Regions from separate parts of the Homo sapiens genome. Here region 2 is linked to region 1. A link is an interaction called in ENCODE POLR2A ChIA-PET data of the cell type or tissue named here. Cell type or tissue: GM12878. All regions are shown on one strand. Each heading gives the region's core, and the rest is flanking DNA. Links, peaks and the distances in the headings are about the cores only.

Region 1 (6,113 bases), core at 1,388-5,387:
TCACCATGTTGGCCAGGCTGGTCTCGAACTCCTGACCTTGTGATTTGCCCACCTCGGCCTCCCAAAGTGTTGGGATGACAGGCGTGAACCACTGTGTCCAACCCTTAGATTCTTTTTTTAAAAGAGATAGGGTCTTGCTATGTTGCCCAGGATGGACCCAAGTCCTGGGCTCAAGTGATCCATCTGCCTCACCCTCCAAAGTAGCTGGGACTACAGACATGCGTCACCATGCCCAGCTGATACTTTTCTAAAATGTCTATCTGATCATACTAGTTTCCTATAGGAATATCAGATTGAAAAGAGGGAAGAAGGGACAAAGGACTGCTTGTTTCTGTTTCTGGTTTTAGGAGTAACAGATCCTTCTATGCTATTGGCTTAGATGGTCTGTGGCCTTAATTCCATTGTGCACAGATTGGATGTGGCTGCATTTAGAGAGGGACAGTCGAGTCCCTTATTAGGTACACTTACGCTGTACCTATCCAGAGAAAATCAGGTGAGCAAAACCTACATACACTTGTGAAAAATGATAATAGGACACAATGGACATTATGGACATTGGAAAGAGATTGAACTTAAAATTACCCCATTTGGAATCTGGGTGGTTTTGCCAAAAGACAGAAGCAGAGTGGTTTTTACTTCCTTTGCAGTATTTCTGAAAAGTAAAAACAGTTTTTTGCAGAAACCCAGAAACAGCAGCTGAAATGTTTTACATACTCCCTAAGGAAGCAGCGCCCAGCAGATGAAGCCCTGCGGGAGAGCACAGCAGCAGCGGAGGCTCTGGGGGAAGGCGTGGTGTCTAAGGCAAAGGACTCTGCCAGCTTACATATTTATTTGAAAGACACAGACATAAAAAGGATGAATATGTTTATATAACTTAAAGCAATGGTTAAGAAATAGGTAACTAGGTGAGGCTCTGAAGATTTTGAAAGAAGTGTGTTACTTGCTTGCTGCTCCTTTAAGGGAGAAAAACAAAACAAAAAACATTCCCATAAGCCTAGGAATTCTTTCTGGGCCCCCAAGGCAGGTTCTCAGCTGCATTTAACTGTCTAAAGCTACTGAACTCATGAGTTCTAGTGAGTTGTAAAAGCTCTAATGAACTCCATAGCTTGGATTTACAAAATAGAAAATCTGGGGGTTAGAATGAAGCACCGGCTTTACTTTTCTGCAAAGATTACCTTCTAATGAGATGAAAATCAGCTTTCTTCAATACCAAGATCACCATTCTTTGAGAACTTCCTTATAAGGTCCCAGATCAAACACTTGATCTTACTCAGGGAGTAACTGTTTTCTTTAGTAAATGCAAAGATTTTTTTCTTCTTCTAGGCATCAAAGGCAAACCAGATACAACATTAAGATGATGGGCATTAAAAAGATGAGGTAGGGGTCAAAATGAGCCTAGAGGTTGCATATATCTACAATAAAGTTTTTTTTTTCCTTCCTGCATAGATGGAGCAGCTCATTGAAAAACACTTTTATTTTTTCAAAGATTCAGGGTCTTGCTCTGTCACCCAGGCTGAAGTGCAGAGGCACCATCGTAAGTCAAGCTCACTGTAACCTTGAACTCCAGGGCTCAAGGAATCCTGGGACAAGGTATCAAAGGCAAACCCTCATAGTCTGAGAAACACTATGAAAACCAAAAGTTAAGGTGCTACAACATAAAAAGTCAGATGAAGATGAGTAATTTAATGGTTTCATTCTTACTGGACCATTCTAGATGGAGACAAGTAGAAGGTAAAGTTTCAATGACTTCTTTTAAGTTTGTGTATAGTGTACTTTAAGCCGAGGGCACAGAATTTCCTTCGTCTTTATCAATTTTGTAGATGTTTGCGTCTTCATAAATATTAGCAATTTCTAGACTCTGATACTCTATTATTTTATAGATATTTCTTTTTGTGGTTATGTGCCCCTCCTTCAACATTTTATGCATATCCTTTAAAAACATAAGCTCACAATGTAATTGCTCTTGGTCTACCAACATCAGTTTCTTCAGATACTTTTTCATAGTTGGGATTGTCAGAATTTTATTTTGCAAAGAACTTCATTTTAAGCCAATTTCTTTTTAGAATCTTTGGATATGGGATAAGGACAAAAGTTACCAGAAGTTTTGAAATAGTCTTTCCTAATATTTGTCTTTTCTGTTTTTAGAATGTTTTGTGGCAATTCTCATAAAACAAAACCTAACTCACCTATTCTCAGTATTCGACCAGCAGAACACCTCACTTACCTGTGCACATGATCTAATGCAACGAAGAGTCCCTAACAGGTTACACCTGGTGAGTATGCAGACGTAGAGATCTTCTTTGTCTTAAAACAGGTTTTAGCTGTGGCACGGACATTTTGGACCCAATCAATCTTTGTGGTGGGGGCTGTCCTGTACATCACAGCATATTTACCAGCATCCCTACTTTCCACTCCCCAGAGCCTGCACCACCCCCTCCTCAAGCTGTGATGACCAAAACTGTCTCCTGACATTGCTCTAATGTCTCCATGGGGAGCAAAATCACTCCCTATGGGAACCAGTGTCATAAACCATTTTAGAGGCAAACTACAAACTAACTCCCCAAACTGTGATGGTGGAAATAGTCTATAACTTCCTAATACAGCAGCTGATCACTACATGACACTGCTAAGCACCTGAAATGTGGCTAAGTATGAGGAGAATTCTTAATTTAATTTCATTTTAATTAAGTCCTACATATACTATAAGGACAAGATGCTTCATCATGGAAAGCTGTGTAGATATCTGATACCTCTGTTAAAAATCATGTGGTTGATAGGCAATAAAAACTTACAGAAAGGGTTTCACCATGTTGTCCAGGCTGGTCTCAAACTATCCACCCACCTCCATCTCCAAAAGAGCTGGGATTACAGTTGTGAGTCACTGCACCAGGCATAAATGTTTTATTAGTCCTATTTCTATCCATTTAATTTTCATTCTGACTAGGTATTTGTTAAATTAAGAGGTGAACTGTGAAGTTAAAGATTACAATGATAGAAATTTAAATTCTCTTTTAAATCAAAAAGTTTTAAGTTGTTTTTTGCATGATAGGAATCATGACTGAAAATATAAGAATGCAAAAAAGGTGCTCTAACTGAATTCTGGTAAATAATTCCTTCCTTGAAAGAAAAGAAAAACTAAACAAAATTTAAAGGAAAGGCCAACCAGGATTGAAAGAAAACATTTATTGAATCAAAATCAATACTTTCTTTTTAGTATCTACAAGCCAACACAGAACTCATTTTATTCAAGAATGAACACAATGTACAAAAAAAGTATGCTTATATTATAAAAATATGTCAATTTTATCTTCTGGGTGCTTAGCAGAAGTCATTTTAAACAAAATCAAGGCAAACTTGTTCTCTATAATGAGTCTGCTATAATTTAACAACAAAGTGAAAGCTAATGTACTTACGAAGTATTTTTAAAGGCCCACTGATAATGCTGCACTGGAAATGCTAAACCCAATGTTAACTAAAGTCAACATTTCCGCTCTACGCTTACTGGCACCACTTCATGCCTACATCATGGGAAAGTACCTCTTTTACAGAATGCAGATCACTGCTAACAATCCACATGACTAAGTCTTCAGTTTCCCTTGCTTAACATTTGTTAGCATATATTTCAGCAAAGATTAACAGTATAATGAATGTTGAGTAGTAAAATCCTATTTAATTCGCTTCAATTTAAAAATGAGATATGCTGCTATGGGGAACAAATGACCTCTTGAGATTTACAACCCCCTTTATAAAAGTGGGAAAGCTGCCTCCCTAAAAAAAATTATGTCCAAGGTTAATACCGTATCTTTTTTTGTAGTTTTCTTATTTCTTGATTTTATTGGCACCTCCCAGGCACTTTGGCATGTGCTCCTGTATAAAGTGTAGTTACTGTGCCTGTAGAGTTAGTGGCAGCTGCAGAGTAGTTATAGGCTGACAAGTCCACTTTTGGCTTACCATGGAGATCTGCTCCAACACATGCTGGTCGTTGGAGCAGCAAAAAAAAAAAAAAAAAAAAAAAAAACAGCGATTTGGAAAAAGACTAAAATCATGAGTCAGGGAAAAGGATCACGGCTTCCCGTACTATTGTTCCAGGAGTTATATGACAAGTAGAAAAATTGTACTAATTTAAAGAGTCAGTCAAAATAGAAGTAGACTAAATAGCATGAGTGCTGATAATGCCAAGAAAATCCAATCTCTCTTCTAAAGAGCTTGCACACAGCACATAGCAATGTCCCTGGCCAAGAAACTGACCGTGCCTGGCTGAGCAGAATGACAACAGTACTCAGGCAAATTCCACAATGCAACATCCACTTGGTGAATCAGTGACAATGGATGAATTCAACTTACTTTAGAAGTTGTTATTAAACAAACTGCAAAATGTCTACTCCGAAGATGCAAATGTTTTTCCTTGGCAGATCCTCTCTGTGCTTGGGATTGACACAAAGGCTCAAAACTGCAAAATACAAAGATCAAGTAATCTGGTGCCCCGCTGTACTGGGTAAATTAAATTTTAAAAAGTGGAGGAGAAATGCTTTCACATTTTACCTACATAAACCTAATGTTTGTTCAGTTGCCTGTTTTGCAAGAATCTTGGACTAAGGTAAATGAAGGCAGAAGATAAAGTGATCCCTGTTCCTTTATTCCAAGTTAAAGTTTTTAATTAAGCCCCATTTGTTATATGAAATGTTAATCCTACCAAATGTAGTTAGATAGGCTTGAATTGGACATAGGATTTAAACAAACATTTTAATGAGAACACAAACCACTGACTCTGGCTTAACACCACACTCTAACAGAAAAGAAGAAACCTTTACAGAAATATTTGAAATATACAAAATTCGTGCAAGGACAAACATATTTTAGAACCTGAGCAAAGGCTTCGTACAGGTTGTTTTCACTGGCAATAATTCAGCCAGGTCGGTATGTATGTTGCTCTTGGCAACTGATGTGGCCCCTAAAATAATATGTAGAGCACAGAAAGGCCAGTGACTCTGGAGGTCTGCAGTTAGTAGTACAGGCCAGAAGTTCAAGAAACTGCTACTGGAAACAACTGGATACCATAACATTAAAAAGAAGTAAAAATAAAAGAATGAGTGCACAAAGAAACGAACAGCTAATTAATAAGATGAAGATGCTCAGGATTGGACTGGAGGAGAGTATGACCGCAACACTCAGATACATAACCACACCTGTAACCACACCTGTTTACAACCACAGGTCCTTGCTCTCAAAATAAATATATTGAACATTTACAACAGAATGAATGCCTTATGAATGCAAGCTTTTCTTTTATTGCAATTCTAATCAATCAATCAAACAGACCAAAAGGTCATACTTCTAAAATAAGCTACAAGTAATCTTTTTCTATGAAAATGATGTGACTTGGTGCCACAGCTAAACTTTATCTAATAGCAGCATCATCAGCCCATGGCAGCAAAGAAATGTTAATTTCTGGCATCCCATGGGCTCTTACCGAAGCAACAACTTCATAAAGCATGCAGATATCTATTCTGCTGAAGTTTCAAACAAACAAACAAATAAAAATGATCATTGTGCTTGTGGGTCTCATACCTTCCAAAATATACATAAATGATGGCAAATTAACAAATAATAGCAGGTCCTTGCTTTCCAATAAAATCGTAAGGCAGGGGGTCGGCAGTGAAAAGAAAAATGTTTAAAATAGAAAAAAAAAACTGCAAAATGGTGTTAGCATTCACAAAAAAGATCATGCGAAGATCAGATCCATACTGATTAAACATTGAAAATTCAGTGACAATCCAAAGAACTCTGTCCATGAGTCCAAAGGCATGCATGCCAGCTGAAGGAAATGCAGGATTCGTCTGACAGTATCTTCTTCAGAGCAGAACAGTAACATCTCACTGGAATAATCACGACAGGGTGGACAAGGTGCCATCACACTTCTTTTTTGTAATTCAAAATAAAAGCAATCACAGGACAAAAAAAAATTACAGAATAGTGGACAGAGAAAATATAGAAATTCACAATAACCCTATAAAACAAAAAAAAACTTGAAATTATTTCTACATTTTCAGGGTTTATCCTTTTTCAAAGTAGTCTTTTTAATTAATTTGAAAAGTTTATAAACAATGAAGTCT
Region 2 (6,113 bases), core at 892-4,891, 130 kb before region 1:
CCAACCAAACACCACACATTTTGAAACTATTTTCAGTGTTTGCCTTTCCAACTACTTCATTCCCAGATGAGGTTTTTTTTTTTCATATCTAAATGATAGAAACTAAGTGGGAGGAAGGTCTTTGAACTGTATCATACCCTCATCAATATTCTGTATTGTAAGCAATTATGACTTTGTTAAATTTTTTGCTGCCTTTTCTGATATACATAGTAGAGCTATAAATGGCCTCTAAGCATGACTTTAACTTATCCCACAGGTTTTCATATATAGCATCTTAATTTTCTGTTTTAATATTTTCTAATTTCCAATGTGACTTCATGGATTTATGGGCTATTTCAATAGAGGATTGTTTACAATTTTCTAACATGATAGTTTTCTATTTATCTTTTTGTTATGTATTTCTACCTTATTTGCGTGTTATTGCTGAATATTCCCTGGTTTCAGTCTTTTGTAATTTGTTGAGACTTGCCTTAATTGTAAATTTTTACAAATGTTTTTATTTGTGCCCTAAAAGAAAATGCATTCTGGAGTTTTTGGTTCCATTATTCTATGTCTATACTCTTTAGGTCGTTTGTTAATTATGTTCGTATCTTTTATATCTTTACTTGTTCTGTTTTCGTGTATTTTGCTTATTCAGACTGCTACTGAAATCTGTATTAAAAATTTATGGCATAATTGTAGATGACATTTTTGCCTTATAAATTTTTTTAATTTTAATTTATTTGTAATTCACAAATAATAATTGCATGTATTTATGGGGTACAGTGTGATGTTTTGATACATGTTCACATTGTGAAACAAATCAAGGTAATTAATATATCCATCACCTTGGCCAGGCAAGGTGGCTTACGCCTGTAATCCCAGCACTTTGGGAGGCTGAGGCAGGCAGATTACATGAGGTCAAGAGCTGGAGACCAGCCTGGCCAATGTGGTGAAACCCCTTCTGTACTAAAAATACAGAAATTAGCTGGGCATGGTGGTATACATCTGTAATCCCAGCTATTCAGGAGGCTGAGGCAAAAGGAACACTCAAACCCAGGAGGCAGAGGTTGCAGTGAGCCGAGATTGCGCCGCTGCACTCCAGCGTAGGTGACAGAGCAAGTCTCTCTCTCTCTCTCTCTCTCTCTCTCTCTCTCAATCTCTCTCTCCCCCCTCCCTCTCCCTCTCTCTCCTCCTCTCCCTCTCCCTCTCCCATCTATAAGCTATATCAGCTTTCTTTTGGTTGTGTTTGCATGGTCTATATTTTTCCATTCTTTGATTATTTAATATTTTCCCCTCTGTTAGCTTTATAGTTATACACTTTTTTACTATGCTTTTCTTAAATCAGAAATTACAAAACACATTCTTCACCTATCAAGTCTGCTACTACAGCTTCATGGACAGTGCAAGGAACTGAGAGCACTCTAATAGCTTCATTTACCCTTCTCCAGACTTACATTCTGTAGTTGTATTTTAATTACTGTATTTTAAACTTCATGGGATATTAATGTTACTATTTTATATAGTAAGCATTCATGTAGATTTACCCACACATTTCCCATTTTCCTTGGTTTTTCTTCTTTCTTGTTCCTGAAAGCTTCCATCTGGAGTCATTTTTCTTCTCCCAGTGGATTTTATTCATTGTAGGACTGCTAAGGAATTATTTCCTTCAGTTTTCTTTATTTGAAAATTATTTTTTCCCTTTTTTGAGGACTGTTTTTGCTAGGTATAGAATTTTAGCTCTTGGAGATATCACTCAATTGTCTTCTGGCTTCCAGAATTTATGTTGAGAAGCCAGCTGTCAGTTTAATTGCTTCTGCCAAAGTAATCTAATCACTCTGGTTTTTTTTCCTGGCTACTTTAAAACTTTTCTCTTGATACTCCACCTCACCCCCTGCCACATGTACCCTGGTGTGCATAGGTATGGGGGGATTGTTTGTTTTGGGGTGGGTTTTTTGTTTGTTTGTTTGTTTTTTTATCTTGCTGGGAGTTTTTAAACCTCCTTGATCTGTGACTTTAGATCTTTTGTCACTTTTGGAAAATGCTTAGCTATCATCTTGCTTCTGTGTACTTGCTCTTCTCAGGCTCTGGTTTTTCAGATGTCACATTCTCTCACTGAATCTCCTGTGGCTCTTACCCCTTCTCTCCCACCTTCACCTTTTTTCCTCTCCATGCTTCATTCTGGATATTTTTCAGACTAGTCTTTACTTTTCAAATTCTCTTCTTAGCTCTGTCAAATCTTTAATTAAGCCCACTTGTTGGCTTTTTAATTTCCATAATTGTATATTTTAGTTCTAGATTTTTCATTTAATTATTTTTCTTTCTTTGCTGATATTGTTAGTCTTGTATTTTTCTCTATATATATGATAGATCACTAACTGGACCAATTCTGACCAGTGAGCTATATGACCTGTGAGCTAAGAATGATTTTTACATTTTTAAGGAGTTGTTAAAAAGATGTAAAAAAAAAAAAAAAAAAAAAAAAAAGCATACAACAGAAACTGTATGTGGCCTGTGAAACCTAAAATATATATTCTTTGGCTCTTAACGAAGATGTTTGCCAACCCCTGGTATATATTAAAGACAGTTATTTTAGAGACTGTGTCTGGTAACCCTATTATTTGAAACTTCTTTGTTAGTTTCTGGAGTTTATTCCATACTTTTTATCAGTGCCATCCTGTCTCGTCATATGTGCCTGGTTTTATTGGGCTGAGCAATGGATGTTGTATATGTGAAAAAAAATTTTTTTAATTGAGACCTAGGATGACTTTCTTCCTATAGTGAGGATTTGTGTTTGCTTCCAACAGTTGATTGGAAATGCTAGTAATCCTGTATAACCTTATTTTAGCATCAGGCATTGAGGTCATTCTAAAATTAGCATCAGTTTACTTTTGGGTGACATTTACTCTAGAGTCTAATTTACTCTCCAGGGTCCCAGTGCAAAGATGGCCCTTCCATCCTAGGCCTTGGAATTTAACTTTTGTCCCTTTAGCCAGTGGCTGTCACAGGTACTTCTTGGCCTTTTAGCCTTTTCTTTAGGAATCAGAAAATATTCTTAGGAGAAAAAGTAACGTCAGAGGCCAGATACTGTGTGTGTGTGTATGTATGTATGTACTTCAGGTTTTCTGTTTGTCTTAGTACTAGGATTCGTCTGAATTATCTAACATACCATTATCAGCAGGGGAAGTTCGTGATGTACTTTATGTGTAATTTTTATAATTACATTAACTCCTCTTGAGATAACATAATTCAGACTCAGTCATTCCCTCAGAATACATTTAATATACACTATGTGTGTGTTTCTTTAATGTTTTTCATTAGTAAAGCAATGAGGAACCCTATTTTAAAAATTAAATTGATTTTGATAGCCCTGAATAGCAAGTTGCAGAGAAATCATTTGGAAAATAAATTAGCATACTTCTTATGCAAAACTTTTACTACTCTGGAATGCAGTGGTTTGTTTATTGTCTTAATTTCTGTAGCTTGTATTTTGTGAGATGTCTCTTTTACGGCATGAAATATATTGTACAGCCTGCATACCTGGTAAGAATGCGACCATATTAAAGATGAGGTGGTGGAGTCATTTACTTTTTGTGTTTCTTGTATACCTGTGCCTAGTACAGACATTCATTAAATCATGTTGATTACTAAGAAATCTCTCAGGGGCCAACTAGAAGCTAATTCAATATTAAGTGTAAAGATGCTCACAGAATTTTTGGAATATTTAATGTAATCAACTTGTTACTGGTCTTAAGTCTTGCTGCCAGTAGCTGAACTTGATTCCAAGATATTGCTGTTTTATTCTTGTATCAGTCACCATTTTTTATTAGGAGGGAGGGAGGGAGAGTGAGTGTGTGTGTGAGAGAGAGAGAGAGTGTGTGTGTGTGTGTGTGTGTGTGTGTGTGTGTGTGTGTGTGTGTGTGTGTAGGGTAACATTCCTACCCTTAAATGGACAGGTCTGATATTTTTATTTGGGAGGATAGAAGGGCCAAGTTTTTCCTCTGAAATATCATTAGTAATGGCTTTTGAAAACTGTTCAGTGAGCTTACCATTGTAGGATTGTCTAATAGTTTCAGAGAGTACCATATGGTTCTTATTTCAAAAGATCTTTTTGCTGAAAGTAGAGAACTTGGGTTAAAAAAGAGATTGCACAGTAATGTACATAAAAATTTGTTGAACATGTCGAAACCGCTTAAAAAGGTAAAGCTTGACATTTAGAATAACTTAAATTATTTTTTTTTTCAGCTTCCAGCTGATCTTACCAAGATGCATCTCACAGAAAACCCTCATCCACAGGTGACTCATGTGTCTTCTAGTCAGTCTGGTTGTAGCATTGCCAGTGACTCTGGAAGCAGCAGTTTATCTGATATCTATCAGGTAATACCTTAGGAATTTGTATGCTGCGTATATGGTTTTTTTATTTGCCAGATATTCTGTGATTGTGCCTTAGATGGTTAACATATCTTTTAGAGTATGAAATTCAAGCGTAAGGTCTTTAGAAAAATAAGCTTTATATACTGTGTCAAATTTGTAAGCATGATTAAAGACGTGATCTGTCTTTTGAGAATGATTAAGTATGGTTCAGCAGAGTATGAATCTAGTGTTCTCTTTCATTTATCCAGGTGAATCCATATTAATATCTAATGCTTGTTTTGGTTAAAAAATTAGTTCTTGGAATAACTGAACTTAAACTTATAAAAAGGCTGATTTTTGTTATAATTGACTGTATATGTCTTCTGTAGTTAGAAGTCATGAAGAAAATTAGAGCTGCTTTTCTACCATAAAGCCTCTGTTGTAGTCTAGCGTGAATTAAATAGCAAATTAGTGAGAATATTGATGGACTTTTCCATTTTCTAAAACCCAAGAGGAACAATTTCAAACCTACTGAGCTTTTCAGTGATCATTGTAATATTGGGGAGAAGGTTCTAGGAAGACCCATAAACTGAGAGAATCCTCACATGATCCTGCTGAGATTGAACCCAAGTTAGGTTCAAGCCAGGGTAATAAGTATTTCAGGATCCAGATAGTGGAACTTCTATGATGTCTTCTTTAATGCAAGTTGTAAGGAGCAGTTCCCTGGGTGTGGAGCCCAGTGGTTGATTTTGTCAGAGATCATGAGTATAGAACATAAAACAGTTTAAATAAAATAACAAGAGGATGCATGATATTGAGGGTTGGTTTGTTAAGGAATTCAAATATATTACCTATTTCAGAACTGTCAAATAGAAATTTAATGTGAGCCACGTATTTAATTTTAAATTTTCTAGTAGCCACATTAAAAAATATAAAAGGAAACAGGTAAAATTCATTTTAGTAATATATTTTATTTAGTGCAGTATAACCAAATACTATAATTACAACATGTATTTAATGTTTTAACATTATGCATGAGTTACCTTACATTACTTTTGCATATTAAGTCATCAAAAAACAGAGTTTAATTTAAAGTTACAGCACATCTCAATTTGGACTAGCCATGTTTTAAGTGCCTAATAACCACATACGGCTAGTGGCTACCATATACTAAGAATTGTAGAAATAGTATCATTGTCTGAGGAAAGCATTTTAGACTGGTTCTACAAAGTTACCCAGATTGAGATATTTTAGGAAAATAGCCTTCTTCTATTCAGGGAAGTTTGTAGGCAGATGCAAAATGGAACAAAGACAATACCCATTTTTTGGTTTATATGTGGCTTTTCTCAACAAAGGTAATTGCTGTGGTCATCTATATCTCCCTGTTTGCTTTTTACAGTATACAGAACAAGGAATTTTTCCCTGTTCTCCATTTTATAGTAGAGAGAACAAAGAATTAAAAGAGAGATGAAACAAGTTAATACAATAGCTCTGGCACCACTTAGTACTTGTGTACCTATTGGGCTTCATGCTTTCTGCCCCTCCCCAAAAGAATTATCTTGTGAAAGAAGAATTGTTGCACACCTAAAAATCAAAGTAGACTGTGTTTTTCCAGAAGAAAACACTGAGGAAGATTGACCCTGGATCAGTGAAATTCAGGGATGTGGCTGTAGATTTCTCTCAGGACATGTGAGAATATCTGGACTTTTCTAAGACTATACACAGAGGTTTAGTGTTGAAAAACTATAGGATGGGAGGCCTAGGCGGGCGGATTACCTGAG

The links. Peaks named below come from ENCODE experiments on the same cell type or tissue, not always from the same donor. Only the 100,000 strongest peaks of a DNase experiment are listed, where the experiment ranks them.
Region 2: POLR2A ChIA-PET joins it to region 1 with 11 read pairs; 4 of 35 experiments call an interaction of 5 or more read pairs at or near these places.

Annotation. Positions count from the first base shown.
Region 1 is chr5:131,391,723-131,397,835 of GRCh38, reverse strand. CDC42SE2 (CDC42 small effector 2) reads right to left here. Exons shown (of 5, transcript NM_001375635.1): 5 at 3,164-6,113. LOC105379173 (a long non-coding RNA gene) reads left to right here. Exons shown (of 3, transcript XR_007058929.1): 3 at 1-3,196. Among named protein-coding and RNA genes, the nearest start is that of CDC42SE2, 130 kb to the right of the region's middle. RefSeq lists an enhancer at 1,614-1,813. In GM12878, for the core only: no CTCF peak of the experiment used is centred there; DNase peaks (open chromatin) are centred at 1,646 and 3,455; H3K4me3 peaks cover 375 bases; H3K27ac peaks cover 2,535 bases.
Region 2 is chr5:131,519,633-131,525,745 of GRCh38, reverse strand. It overlaps RAPGEF6 (Rap guanine nucleotide exchange factor 6), which reads left to right. Exons shown (of 28, transcript NM_016340.6): 7 at 4,225-4,356. Among named protein-coding and RNA genes, the nearest start is that of RAPGEF6, 110 kb to the left of the region's middle. In GM12878, for the core only: no CTCF peak of the experiment used is centred there; no DNase peak of the experiment used is centred there.